Linked DNA regions of Homo sapiens: regions 1 and 3 are each linked to region 2. The links are chromatin contacts, found by Hi-C or POLR2A ChIA-PET in ENCODE. All regions are on one chromosome and are shown on one strand. Each heading gives the region's core, a stretch centred on a gene start or an enhancer-like site at or near the end of the contact. The rest is flanking DNA. Distances are from core to core; before and after follow the strand shown.

Region 1 (4,731 bases), core at 960-3,459, 390 kb before region 2:
GCCTTGCTTTCACACTTAGCTTATACATCTTTTTTTTCTTTTTTATTTTTGAGACAGGGTCCCACTCTGTCACCCAGGCTGGAGTGCAGTGGCGGGGATCACCGCTCACTGCAACCTCCACCCACCAGGGTCAAGGGATCCTCCCACCTCAGGCTCCCAGGTAGCTGGGATTACAGGCGCCTGCCACCAGGCCTGGTTAATTTTTGTATTTTTCATAGAGACGGGGTTTCACCATGTTGGCCAGGCTGGTCTCTAACTCCTGACCTCAGGTGATCTGCCCGCCTTAGCCTCTCAAAGTGCTGAGATTACAGGCGTGAGCCACTGAGCCCGGCCTCATTTTATCTTTCTATAATAATATTCAACTTAGAGGAAGAATGATTTGAGTAGCATTTAGACATTAGATGGTGAACTTCGCATTGAACAGATAATGAAAGGGCAAAATCAACTTAAAATTAGAAAAGTAGTTAGGGAGACAGGTACAACCACTCTTCTGCTTGCCCACTGACTACCAACATTATATTTCAGGTAATAATTCTCCTAGGTGCCTAAGAAGATAAACGAATTCACTCAAATATGTTATCTGCTTAACTTCTGGTTTTTGTGTGCCTGCTATAGGAAAGCACTGAGCCAAACAGAATGTAAACGGGAATGAGACAAGACTCCAACTCTCAAAAGAGAAACTGTAAATACCAATATGGATAGGACAGAATTGGGCAGTGTACTATAAATAAGGATGACACTATACCCTAAATAAGGATGATCTAGAGAAGTCCCCAGGTGGGAGAAAAAAAGACAAATCCTCCCTCTAGGCCATGAAAAGCCCACATCTAAAGACGGTCCCAGTCTAACGAAGAATGGGGCCAGGAAGGATAAGTAGTGCGTCCTTTTCTATTTTTACTGAGTTTTGAAGGGCCCCTTCAGAGTCCTTCAGCCATGGCAATTGGTGGGTGGAGACAGGGATCAACTGTTTGGTAAATAAAGTGACTAAATGGATTTGCAAACTCATGCTCCATCCTCTTGCAGGCCTCCAAAAAGAAATGACTCAGGCCGGGCGCGGTGGCTCACGCCTGTAATCCCAGCACTTCGGGAGGCCGAGGCGGGCCAATCACTTGAGGTCAGGAGTTCGAGACCAGCCTGGCCAACATGGTAAAATAAAACCCCATCTCTACTAAAAATACAAAAATTAGCCCAGCGTGGTGGCGGACGCCTGTAATCCCAGCTGCTGGGGAGGCTGAGGCAGGACAATCACTTGAACCCGGGAGGCAGAGGTTGCAGCGAACCGAGGTCACGCCACTGCACTTCAGCCTGGGCGACGGACGAAGCGAGACTCCGTCTCAAAAAAAAAAGGCCGCGCGCGGTGGGTCACGCCTGTAATCCCAGCACTTTGGGAGGCCGAGGCGGGTGGATCACGATGTCAGGAGATCGAGACCATCCTAGCTAACACGGTGAAACCCCGTCTCCACTAAAAATACAAAAAAATCTCCGGGCGTGGTGGCGGGCGCCTGCAGTCCCAGCTACTCCGGAGGCTGAGGCAGGAGAATGGCGTGAGCCCGGGAGACGGAGCATGCAGCGAGCCGAGATCGAGCCACTGCACTCCAGCCTGGGCGACAGAGCGAGACTCCGTCTCAAAAAAAAAAAAGAAAGAAAGAAAAGAAATGACTCAGTTATTTGTTTCACTGTTCTCACTGACAGCTTGGCTCTGGGGTCCTTACATTCGGCCTGTAACTGGAAAAATGTGTCCATCAGGCACCAGAACCCAATGCACAAAGCCAGGAACGTCCCAAACAGCTGCAGCCGAGGTTGGGATAAGGAAACGAGGCTTTCCTGTCAAACTAAACCTGGCCGCCCCGGACCCCGAAGAAGCAGCCAAGAGTTAAGACGCAATCTGCATGACTGACGCACGCTCCGAGTCTCCCTCAGCAGTTCGCCAGGTTCTTGGCGCCAACACCAGACCTAGGATCCGTCCCCTGCTGGAACTATTCAGACGCGCAAGATACGTAACCAGCAGTCCTCCGCCCCGTTAAATAGTCCTGCCTAGCATGCCTCGGTGACGCACTTTTCCACCTCAGAAGTGCCTCAGCAGAAAGGCGATGAACCTCGGGGGTGCATCATCTTTCTGTTAGAATGGGAGCATGAGTTTTCTGATCATTTTCCCTTCACAGATTCCTCCGCCAGAAATCTTACTCGCGGCGCCTTCATTTCCGGGTCCGCCATTTTGTTGCCTCTGTTTCTCCACGAGGGGGGGTTAAAGGCCCCCAAAACATGCACACATGAAAAGGGCAAAAAGTAACCGTCCTTGACAGGGAGTCTTAACTAGAGAAGGAAACGGGACTAAACTGGCGGGCTCCGTGGAAGCGTGGCCGGCAGCGTCCCGGACGAGGAGGTGAGGAGGAAAGAAGAGATGTGTGGACTCCGGGGGGCGTCAGGGCTGGAAAGGAAAGTGCCGTGAGAAGTCACACCGCTTCCCAGCCCAGCCTCGGACTTCTGGGTGCAGACCTCGCGGCTCCCCGTCACTGAAGCGGGGGCAGCGGCGGGAGGGGGACGGGGAGGAAGGGGATGCTGTCGGGAGGAAGGGGAGGGGACTGGAAGGAGGTGAAGAAGGGGGTGGGTGTAAGACCTGGGGCTGGGGAGCTGGACCAAGGGAAGCCCAGGCCGCGGAGGTGACCACTAGGGGGCGGCGCGGAGCCGGGGCCGAGGCCTGTCGCCGAGGCTGAGTTTGGCCCCCTGCCCCAAATTGGTTCCCATCTTTCAGACAGACATTGGTGTGAGGAACTGTAGGGTTTATGATAGAGAGGGAAACGGCGACTCTCATTATCTGACCCAAATAATGACCTGAAAGATTACTAGTGAACTCGGTAATCTGAATGAGAGCAGTACGGGCCCCGCCTCTGCTTTTTTGCTCTTTTTTTTTTTTTTTTCAAAACTGAGTCTTGCTCTGTCACCCAGGCTGGAGTGCAGTGGCGCGATTTCGGCTCACTGCAACCTGCAGCTCACTGCAACCTCCGCTTCCCGGGTTCAAGCGATTCTCCTGCCTCAGCCTCCCGAGTAGCTGGGATTACAGGCGTGCGCCACCATGCATGGCTAATTTTTGTATATTTTTAATAGAGACGGGGTTTCACCATGTTAGCCAGGCTGGTCTCGAACTCCTGACCTTAGGGGATCCCCCCGCCTTGGCCTTCCAAAGTGCTGGGATTGCAGGCGTGAGCCACGGCTCCCGGCCTCGCCTCTGCTTCTTTCACAGTTGTTTGTACAGCTGGCCGCCCAGTGGGGACTTGAGCAATACTAAAAGAACCATAGATTCTTCCATTGCAATTCTTTCCGTTGGCTGTCTCCTGTTTTCACATACTTCCTTGAGCCAGAGGTCATCCCATTCCTCTCCCTTTTCCCAAAAGGGCTTTCTCTCTAGGGGGTCCCCCCCAACCCAACGTCTTTGGAAAAGGACAGTCTATGGCTTACTATCAACGATGTAACAAAATTTTGGCCATCCAAGACCATATTTTCATCTAATCACTTGGTCCACCCAATCCAGTAGAGATGTTCTTAGGCATGTATTTTCACACGTGCTTTGATGACAATAAAGAGAAAACTGCCCCATCCAGATTCTTAAATAAACAAAAGTAATTACTCTAATTATCTTGGATAATAGAGTACTTTGTTGTCAAGAGCTCAAGCACTTCATGAATTATTAAAACACACACTTATTGAAAGGTTTTGGCCGGGCGCAGTGGCTCACGCCTGTAATCCCAGCATTTTGGGAAGCTGAGGTGGGAGGATCCCTTGAGCCCTGGAGTTCTAGACCAGCCTGGGCGAAATAGGGAGACCCCTGTCGGTACAGAGAAAAAAAAATTATTTTTAATCAGCTGGGCGTGGTAGTGCCCACTGGTGGTCCCAGCTACTCGGGAAACTGAGGTGGGAGGATCGCTTGAGGTCGAGGCTGCAGTGAGCCGTGATTGCACCACTGCACTCCAGCCTGGACCACAGAGTGAGGCCCTGTCTCTTTAAAAAACAAACAGGCCGGGCGTGGTGGCTCTGGCCTGTAATCCCAGCACTTTGGGAGGCCGAGGTGGGTGGATCACCTGAGGTCAGGAGTTCGACACCAGCCTGGCTAACATGGTGAAACCCCATTTCTACTAAAAATACAAAAAATTAGCCGGGCGTGGTGGCACACACCTGTAATCCCAGCTACCCAGGAGGCTGAGGCAGGAGAATGGCTTGAACCCAGCAGGCAGAGGTTGCAGTGAGACAAGATCGCGCCATTGTACTCCAGCTTGGGCAACAGGAGCAAAACTCCATCACAAACAAACAAACAAACAAACATACTTTATCCAGTCCCCTATTGATATATATTTAGGTTCTTTTCAATCTTTTTATTTCTTTTTATTTTTAGTTTTACTTTTAGAGACAGGGTCTTGCTCAGTACTTTATCCCATCCCCTATTGACATATATTTAGGTTCTTTTCCATCTTTTTTTATTTTTTTGTTTTTAGAGACAGCGTGTTGCTCAGTCACCCAGGCTGGAGTGCAGTGATCATAGCTCATCGCATCCTTGAACTCCTGGGCTTAAGCTATCCTCCCGCCTTAGCCTCCTGAATAGCTAGGACCACAGGTATGGGCCACCACACCCTGCTAATTTTTTTATTTTTGTATTTTTGTAGAGACAGAGTCCCTCTGTGTTGTCCCGGCTGGGATCAAATTCCTGGCTTCAACTGATCCTCCTGCTTTGGCTTCCCA
Region 2 (4,431 bases), core at 184-2,683:
CTTAGTTTCCATTTCGAAAATGAGACTGGCCACTAAATGACTCTAAGGACTCATCAGCACTACCTTTTTCTGAACTAAGAATGTCTAAGACAAGTGCTACTAGCAGTTTGAGAGAATCCCACATCTGGAGAGGAAGGAAATAAGAACAACACGCAGAAAGACGGAAAACAAATAGATCAATGACAGTACTCCTTTGCAAAAGGTGCCAAGAATCTAAATAAAATAGTCCCCGGGATAAACATGGCGCCCACCGCGGCAGGACATAATCACCAGAAAATAAAGATTCCCCGCCTCATTCCATTTTATAAATCACGGCGCCATCCCAAAAGAAATTTGGGGACCGAGGGAGGAGACTTCGTAAACTAGCTGCAGTGCACTAAGGCTTAGGATGTACTATTAGACCAAGCAGAGATTACATAACACAAGGGATCGGCTCAGCAATCACTCATTTTCCTCCTCCCGCTCAAAACGAGCGCCCCACTCCTTCTCGGAGCGGGAATGGGGCGGGGAGGGCCGCGCACCCCCACCCCCAGGGGCCGCTCCGCCGCCGCCCGCCCCTCCGCCGCACGGCCTCGCCCCCTCGCCGGCCCCTCCCGCCGCGCCCCGCCGTCTCGCCACCGCCCGCGCCCCCGCCCCCGCCCCTTCCCCAGCGGGCCACCGCCCGCGCCCGCGCCGCCCACTCCTCCGAGACGCCTCGCGCCGAGCGTGCGTGTGGACGTCGGGCTGTGTGCGGGGCCGTGGGGCGCGAGTGCGCGCGCGCGCGCCGCGGCGGGCGCCGGGGGGCGGGGGCGGCCGGCCAGCCGGCAGGCAGGGACCTCCGCCGCCGGCCCTTCGCGCGGCTCCCGCGGCCCGGGGCGCACGCACACACACTCGCGCTCGCGCGCCGCACCCCGCGGCCGCCCCTGCCGCGGGCCGCGCCGCCACTCGCGGTGGGCGGGGGCGCGCACCGCCGGCCCCCCGCCCCCACCCCCGCGCGTACCGGCCCCATCCCCCTCTCATTGTCTCGCCTCTGAACGCCTCGCCGAGCGAAAAGATAACGGAACCCCCGGGAGCAGGGGGTGGGGAGAGAGAAGGCTCGCTCGCTCACTCACCTCCTGTGGTCGTCGCCGCCGGTAGTCTGACCCGAGGAAGGCGCCGTCGCCTTAAAGGGACCTTACACCCGGCGCCAGAAGGGGGTGGGAGCAGGGGGAGGGGACGGGGGCTTGGGGGGAGACGAAGAAGAGGTAACCGTTGAAAGCTCGTCTCCCCAAGGGTGAAAGGAAGCCTCCCTCGGGTTCGAGTGATTCGGGGTGGATTTTTTTCCCGAGGGGGGCGGGGGGGCCCCGAGGGAGGGGGGTGGGGGGGCCAAGGAATGCGGCTCCGTGTACGGGAGCTGGCGCGGGGGAGAGAGACGCCGACTCCCCCCACCGACCCTCTCGCCCCGCGGAGGGATACGGCTCGTCACTTCCGCCCTCCCCTTTTTCACGGCCTCCCAATTGGTCGGAGCGCGCTGCACGTCATGGGCTCATCCAAACCCCTGCCCGGGCTTCTTTTCTAGTCAAGTTTGGCTGGGCCTGCAAATAAATAAATAAAGGAAAACATTTTTTGTAATGAAAAAAGAATAATTAGCTTCAGAAGCTATATCTAAATTTTGGTGAGAAAAATGAGACTTCCAAAGAAAATATTCCCCAATTTACTTGCCAAGAGTTTCCAAGGAAGTGTTGGGAGGCTCCCCCACTTTCCACTCAAGGCTTAGACCCAGTCAAGAGGGAGACTTCATGACACAGGCCAGGTGGTGAGGCCCAGTGGCACCAACAACTGTCATTGGAACAAAGAACAAAATGGCACTCACTCTTTCTCAAGAGACACTCGGCCAAGTAACCTTGTGGCTGCGGCCTTGTTTAAGTGAAGAACTTTTAAAAGCCATTTTGATCCTCAAGCCCTTCTGGATCCTGGAAAGAAGTGGCACACGATTGTTAAAGCGATTATTGTGATGGAAACTGCTTTGCTCCCATTGTGAGTAGATTCAGCAGAGATCCCCAGTTCCAAGAAACCACACACACTCCACATCCTTATGCTTTTTGCTCCAATCAAGGCTGAGATGGGTTGGCTCAAAGAAATTGGTTAGTCCACTCAAACGACCATCCACCTGTTTATTCTTCCCCAGACAAAAACTACCTCTTTTCAGGTAGCTAAGAAATTTTGTCCTTTATTGCCTTCTGAGATTATAAAAATGTAATATTTTCCTTGAATATTTGAAAATGTTTGCTATTTAAGCAATACACAAATATTTGCTTCAAACCAAATGTGAAATCAAGGTACTTGGTGCAGAAAGGGGAAATCCAGAACTATGTTTATTTGTGCTCTTTATATACACACTCCATTCAAACCACCAGACTGAAAATAGGCAGTGGAAGTAGGCATTCCAAATTGTATGCACCTGCCCGTGTGAGTGTGCACATGTGCATACACATACACACACTGCCACCACCCAGTTTCATTCCATTTCATACCAAAACCATGTGAGTGATTTCCACTAGTGTAGGATGCTTAGGAAGGACTTCATTATTTGAATGAGAAGAATCACTAAATCCTTCTGAAAATACTTCTGAAGACTTTCCAGACCTGATCTGGAGAAGCCCATATTAGGATTATGGGATCAATCACCAAAAGACTACATGAAACTCAAATCCTATTTTATACTGTCGTGTAATTAGTATAATTCATTATATATGTTATATTTACATTATGTATATTACGTTATTAACCTTTGAAAAATTCCAACATATTTCCCCATGCCCTGTCAATTTATTCTCCCAGCCAATGAGATCTAGCGCAGACTATGCCATATACCGTTGACCAGTAACTGTTAGCATGCTTTATTGAAAATGGATCATGCATCCATTCATTCATTCAATGAATATTTATTGGGGGCTGGGCATGGTGGCTAACACCTGTAATCCCAACACTTTGGAAGGCCAAGGGAGGAGGATCACAGCAGTCTGAGGGCAGCCTGGGCAACTTAGCAACATCCCATCTCTACAAAAAAAAATTTTTTTTTTTTAAACAGAGTCTCGCTCTCTCCCCCAGGCTGGAGTGAAGTGGCGCGATCTCGGCTCACTGCAACCTCCGCCTGCTGGGTGCAATTCTCCTGCCTCAGCCTCCTGAGTAGCTGGGACTACAGGCGTGCGCCACGATGCCTGGCTAATTTTTTCTGTTTTTAGTAGAGACGGGGTTTCACCAAGCAGGCTGGTCTCGAACTCCTGACCTCGTGATCTGCCCGCCTCCGCCTCCCAAAGCGCTGGGATTACAGGCGTGAGCCACCGTGCCTGGCCCCAAAAAATTTTTTTCATTAGCTGGTTGTGGTATTCCTAGATACTTGGAAGACTTGGGAGGATCACTTGAGGCCAGGAGTTTGAGACTGCAGTGAGCTATGATGACACTACTTGCACTCTAGCCTGGGAGGGACAGAGCAAGATCCTGTCTCAAAAAAAAAAAAAAAATTATTGAGCACATGTACTAGGCACTGTTTTAGGTGCTGGGAATACAGCAGCAACAACAACAACAAATACCTGAATCTGTGGGATTTATACTCTAGAAGGAAAGAGACATAAAATATACACATAAACAAATTGTTCTATTGTCTATTGTTAAATAACAAATGACCCCGAACTTAGTGGCTTAAAACAACAATTTCATTACCTCTCATGGTTCTGGGAGGTAATTAGGCTCAGCTAAACAGTTCTCACTTGGGAGTCTCGTATGCAGTGGCTAGGGCTGAAGTAATCTCAAAAGCTTCCTTACATGTCTGGAAGTTGAGGTTGACTGTTGGCTTGGACCGCAGCTGGGGTTGTTGGCAGACCATTTACAAGTGGCTTCTCCATGTAGCCTGGGCTTCCTCATATCATAGTGGCTGAGTTCCAAGACTGAGTGCCCCAAAAGGACCAGACAGAGATCGTGACCTAGTCTCAGAGGTCATATAGTGTTACTTCCATTACAGTTACAGGATGGAGAGCATAGATCCCCATCTCTCAACGGGAATAGTGGAAATGTCACATTGTAAGAAAGTGTGCGGAAAGGGAAATCTTGTGGCCATCTTGGAAAATGCAATCTGATATACATTATGTAAATAAATATGGATTATATGAAATGGTGATAGGTGCTATGAAGGGTAAAGGGCAGGATAGGGGAATTAGGAGTGTGGTGCAGACATGGGGGTGGAGAATTTGCTATTTTATGTGGGGTGATTGGAGAAGTCCTTGTTAAGGTGACATTTGGGCAAAGACCTGAAGAAAGTGAAGCAAAGTTTAGGTTTTACCTGTAGTGAAAATGAAGCTGCTGGAGGATCATAAAGCAAGTAGTGACACGGCCTGACTCACGTTTTTAAAGGATCACTGTGGCTGCTTGTGAAGAATAACTAATAGAGGCAAGGGCAGATGCAGGGAGACCAGA
Region 3 (4,439 bases), core at 175-2,674, 260 kb before region 2:
CTGGAATTTCAGGCGTGAGCCACGGCGCCCGGCCTGCATGGGGATATTCTATGGATGTTCGGGTCCTAGGTTACTTTATGAGGACCCACAAGACATCTGGAAAGAGGATAACCAGGTCATTCTGGGGGTTACAAAACCTGTTTTTTTTGTTTGTTTGTTTTGTTTTGTTTTGAGACAGTTTCGCTCTGTCGTCCAGGCTAGAGTGCAGTGGCGCGATCTCCGCTCACTGCAAGCTCCGCCTCCCAGGTTCATGCCATTCTCCTGCCCCAGGCTCCCGAGTAGCCTGGGACTACAGGCGCCCGCCACCACGCCCGGCTAATTTTTTGTATTTTTAGTAGAGACGGGGTTTCACCGTGTTAGCCAGGATGGTCTCGATCTCCTGGCCTCGTGATCCACCCGCCTCGGCCTCCCAGAGTGCTGGGATTACAGGCGTGAGCCACCGCGCCCGGCCACAAAACCTGTTTTAATGGAGTTATTTCATGGGCCATGAGTTTGAGAGGATCTATCTGACCGACTCTTACCCCGAATGTTTTACCATTCCTCTTTATTTATTCATTCCACAGATAATTATGGAGCCCCTACTATGTACGAAGTCACTGGAGGAGCTGGAGATACAAGAGTGAACCAAACACAGTCCTTGCTCCCCAGAAGTTTTACAGTCTGCTCAGAGAGACTGGTCTTCCCACCAGGGTTCATAGCCTACGGGGTACTTTGTTAAAAACGAGCAGTTACTACGAAGACTACAATGGGAGAAATTTTTCTGTGTATCTCCATGCCCTTTGGAGCACAGATAATTGACAGTTGGAGGCTAAAGGGGTTGGGTCGCGGGAAGGTTGTGATAAGTCCCTGATAGCCTCCCGTGCCCTTTTTTGACAGGTCTTCACTGATTCATGCATCAAATATTTACTGAACTCCGTCACTGTGCAGTGCCTAACTTTGTGCTTGAGGCAAACAAAACACAGATCTATTTCGAATGCCATTCCGAGGAAGGTAAGACATGCACGCACGTTTAATCAAATAGTAAACAAGAGTAGTAAAACAGGAAAAAGACTAAGAAGAGTTCTTGGTGGTATTAAATGTTTTGTGATATTCGACACCTTAACGTCTCTGACTTGACACCAGTACTCCCGCAGAGAGTTCTTTCCTGGGTTAGGAATTTCAGAGGACTTGGCGGACCGACTCTTGTCCCGAGTTCAGATCACTCGACCCAGTCCTAGCAAAGAACTGAACCTAAGAGGACCTGCCGAGCCACCGTAGGGACTGTCGGCCAACCCGCGCGCGCACATCTTCCACCCGTGGACTCGTCAGGGCGTGAGGACCCACCTCACGTGACCATTAGCAGCCTCCCGATTGGTTTTGCTCCTTTTTTCTCCCCAATGAGTGGGCTGATGCCCCGAGAAGGTCGGGCGCATGCGCAGTGCTCGGATTTTTTGCTTGGCTACCCGGAGTGAAGCGGCCGGGTTGGGCGATTAACAGGCCGTGGTTAGGAAGGACGGAGAAGGGGCGTTCGCTCCTTTGGGACTTTTCATGCCTCGTTTTTTTTTCAGATGTGGCTTGGTCTGGGCGCAAGGTCCCAGCAGCCAGCTTAAGCTTACTCTTCTGTGAAAGGGGAAAGTATCCCCTGTGGAAAGCGGTTAAACTTGTGGAGGGGGTGCGGGACGTGAGTTCTTCCCCATGCCAGGCGAATGGTGTGGCCTTGAGCTGGTCCAGGAGCCGGCTCGACGTGTCTGAGGGAGGCCCCGGAGGGGGCGGGGAGGTGGCCCACAGAACGCGGGTTCTGTAAAGAGACGTTGGGAAGATTCGATTCCGAGAAGAGGAAGAACCGGATTGAAAGAGAGCCAGGCCGCTGAGGGGGAGGGGGCTGCTAAGATGGCGTCGGCCTCCTCCGGGCCGTCGTCTTCGGTCGGTTTTTCATCCTTTGATCCCGCGGTCCCTTCCTGTACCTTGTCCTCAGGTAAGCCCGGCAGGGCGTGGGTAGGGAGCTGGTGAGGAATATGCGATGGGAGGAAGAGCGAGACCTAAGAGGGTACCTGTAGCTGGGAATGTCCTACGTGTTACCGGTAAGTGGGCGCGAGCTGGGCTTTCAAATAGGGATTTATGAGCGGGCAGGAGTTTGAGGAAAGGATAAGTTTGATTAAGAAGTTGTCGAAAACTTTGGTTGTCTTTGAGGAGGACGGATGGAGATTGAAGGTGGGGGTAGGGTGGCCCGGCGCGGTGGCTCACGCCTGTAATCTCAGCACTTTGGGAGGCCTTGGCGGGCGGATCATTTGAGGTCAGAAGTTCGAGACGAGCCTGGCCAACATAGAGAAATCTCGTCCCTACTAAAAATACAAAAATTATCCGGACAGTAGTGGCGTGCATCTGTAATCCCAGCTACTTGGGAGGCTGAGGCAGGATAATCCCTTGAGCCTGGGAGGCAGAGCTTGCGGTGAGCCGAGATTGGGCCACTGCTCTCCAGTCTGGGCGAGAGAGTGAGACCCTGTCTCAAAAAAAAAAAAAAAGAAGTTGCGGTAGGAAACAAGAGAAACGGAAGGGAGTAGAGAAACTAAGAAAGTAAATGGAGGCCTAAGAAGTAGAGAGAACTACTTAGTGTGAGAGGCAGGTGGAATCTAAGTTGATTGTGGGCTAATTGGATGAAAATGTTGAAGAGAAGCCATGGGACTTAAAAGATATCGAAAAGTTATTGGACGCTTTCGATTTCTGGAGAGGTAGGGAATCGTGAATTTTGTTGGGTGGGCGGGAGTTGTTGAAGCCATCTTTTCCCTCAGATACTCCCCCCTAATGTGTCACCCCTTCTCACTTCGCACCCCCACCCTTAGGGCCGCACAGGCACACAGACACACATACATACTTTCTCAGACTAATTCCTTTGGTGATTCCCAACTCTAAACTGCCCAACTTTGGGAAGGAATGGAAATTTTGAAGAGAGTCTAAGGAATGTAGGAAATTAAGGTCAAAGACCTTAAAAACAGATGGGAAAGATGGAATGGAGTCTTGAATTGCAGTAGAGACTGCGAGAAGTGATGTTTTGGAAATTAGGCCTGAGAAGAAGAAAGATGGGTGGGGGGGTGACTGTAAGTGTTGTGGGGGAGTATTGCATAATAGAAAAATGGACTGGAAGAATGCTTACGCTGTATCAGGAGATTGGAATTTGGAGAATGGAGCCAGGTTAATGTAGAGAGCTCAGCGTATTAATAGTTAAAAACGAATGAAGATTGAGGGAGGGCTGAGGAGGCTCACAAGAAAAGCAGTAGATTGTGTGTAGGGGAGAAAGTGTGTGTATGTGTGTCGGGTGGGGGGGCGGGAGGTGAGTCAGAAACTGAGCGCTTCCATCAGAAGTGTCTGGTGTTTCACAGTAACTGCTGCTTCTACACTGGAATAGACGCTGCCAGATGTTGGATGCTTTGCTTGAGATTTTGGTATTTCCTCAGGCCTGGTGTTGCGTTTTTGCTGTTTAGAATTTGCTGAATAGGGTTCCTTCCACCTTTCACATTCCAGCTCAGATGCTGAAATATCTAGTCACACATATCTTCTTAATAAGCTGCAGTTTTATTTATTTTTAATAAATCTCTATTTTTAGTTTGTTGAGAGGGGATTTTTTACCTTTCCTATAAAAGTATTAGGGGACCAGAACAACTCATGCTGCATTATAAGCATGAAATAGGATAAAGTAAAAGTGACAGGGTATTTATTTATTTATTTATTTATTTATTTATTTTTGAGACGGAGTCTCGCTCTGTCGCCCAGGCTGGAGTGCAGTGGGGCCATCTCGGCTCACTGCAAGCTCTGCCTCCCGGGTTCACGCCATTCTTTTGCCTCAGCCTCCCGAGTAGCTGGGACTACAGGCGCCCACCACCACGCCTGGCTAATTTTGTTTTTTGTATTTTTAGTAGAGACGGGGTTTCACCGTGTTAGCCAGGATGGTCTCGATCTCCTGACCCTGTGATCCGCCCGCCTTGGCTTCCCAAAGTGCTGGGATTATAGGCGTGAGCCACCGTGCCCCACCTGGGTTTTTATTTTTAATAGAGTAGCTCCTTAATTTGAAACCTGCTTCCCCTCTAATCCCCAACCCAGAAAGAAGAAGGGTTGTGTATGGTCCATAAACAAACTTCTCAACTATTAAGTCAGGTGTTTGCTTTGTACTCTTTGGTATTTTTGTAGGTCTTTATGTTTTCTGTCAGATCCTCTCACTAACAGTTAATAATACAGATTGTATAAATGTTTTTGTGGTTTTTTTTTTGAGACAGAGTATCATTCTGTCACCCAGGCTGGAGTGCAGTGGTGCCATCTTGGCTTACTGCAACCTCTGCCTCCCAGCTTCGAATGAGTCTCCTGACTCAGTCTCCCAAGTAGCTGGGAATACAGGCATGTGCCATCATGCCTGGCTATTTTATTTTTTTGTGTTTTTAGTAGTGATGGGGTTTCATCATGTCAGCCAG

The links. Hi-C counts contacts between places; a loop is a spot of excess contacts on that map. ChIA-PET counts read pairs that join two places held with the same protein, here RNA polymerase II (POLR2A). Pooled maps may share reads with other maps.
Region 1: a loop to region 2 is called in a map of CD4-positive, alpha-beta T cell, with 7 times the contacts of the local background. The contact joins the promoter of GABPB2 here to the promoter of POGZ in region 2. A Hi-C loop is called at or near these places in 1 of 168 maps with a recorded cell type or tissue (CD4-positive, alpha-beta T cell) and 9 of 50 pooled maps. POLR2A ChIA-PET finds 5 or more read pairs at or near these places in 1 of 52 experiments (HepG2).
Region 3: a map of CD8-positive, alpha-beta T cell shows a loop between it and region 2 (5-fold over the local background). The contact joins the promoter of PIP5K1A here to the promoter of POGZ in region 2. A Hi-C loop is called at or near these places in 1 of 168 maps with a recorded cell type or tissue (CD8-positive, alpha-beta T cell), 4 of 37 single-sample maps with no recorded cell type and 11 of 50 pooled maps. POLR2A ChIA-PET finds 5 or more read pairs at or near these places in 2 of 52 experiments (H1 and MCF 10A).

Annotation. Positions count from the first base shown.
Region 1 is chr1:151,068,552-151,073,282 of GRCh38, forward strand. It overlaps GABPB2 (GA binding protein transcription factor subunit beta 2), which reads left to right and starts at 2,210. Exons shown (of 9, transcript NM_144618.3): 1 at 2,210-2,383. MLLT11 (MLLT11 transcription factor 7 cofactor) reads left to right here. Exons shown (of 2, transcript NM_006818.4): 2 at 1-993. RefSeq lists enhancers at 1,725-2,659, 2,083-2,292, 2,660-3,594 and silencers at 2,493-2,572, 2,603-2,762.
Region 2 is chr1:151,458,061-151,462,491 of GRCh38, forward strand. It overlaps POGZ (pogo transposable element derived with ZNF domain), which reads right to left and starts at 1,434. Exons shown (of 19, transcript NM_015100.4): 1 at 1,092-1,434. RefSeq lists silencers at 535-584, 775-824 and an enhancer at 1,655-1,704.
Region 3 is chr1:151,197,128-151,201,566 of GRCh38, forward strand. It overlaps PIP5K1A (phosphatidylinositol-4-phosphate 5-kinase type 1 alpha), which reads left to right and starts at 1,425. Exons shown (of 16, transcript NM_001135638.2): 1 at 1,425-1,954. The coding sequence starts at 1,870. LOC124904419 (a long non-coding RNA gene) reads right to left here and starts at 1,398. Exons shown (of 2, transcript XR_007066620.1): 1 at 1,324-1,398; 2 at 980-1,213. RefSeq lists enhancers at 1,523-1,722, 1,823-1,902.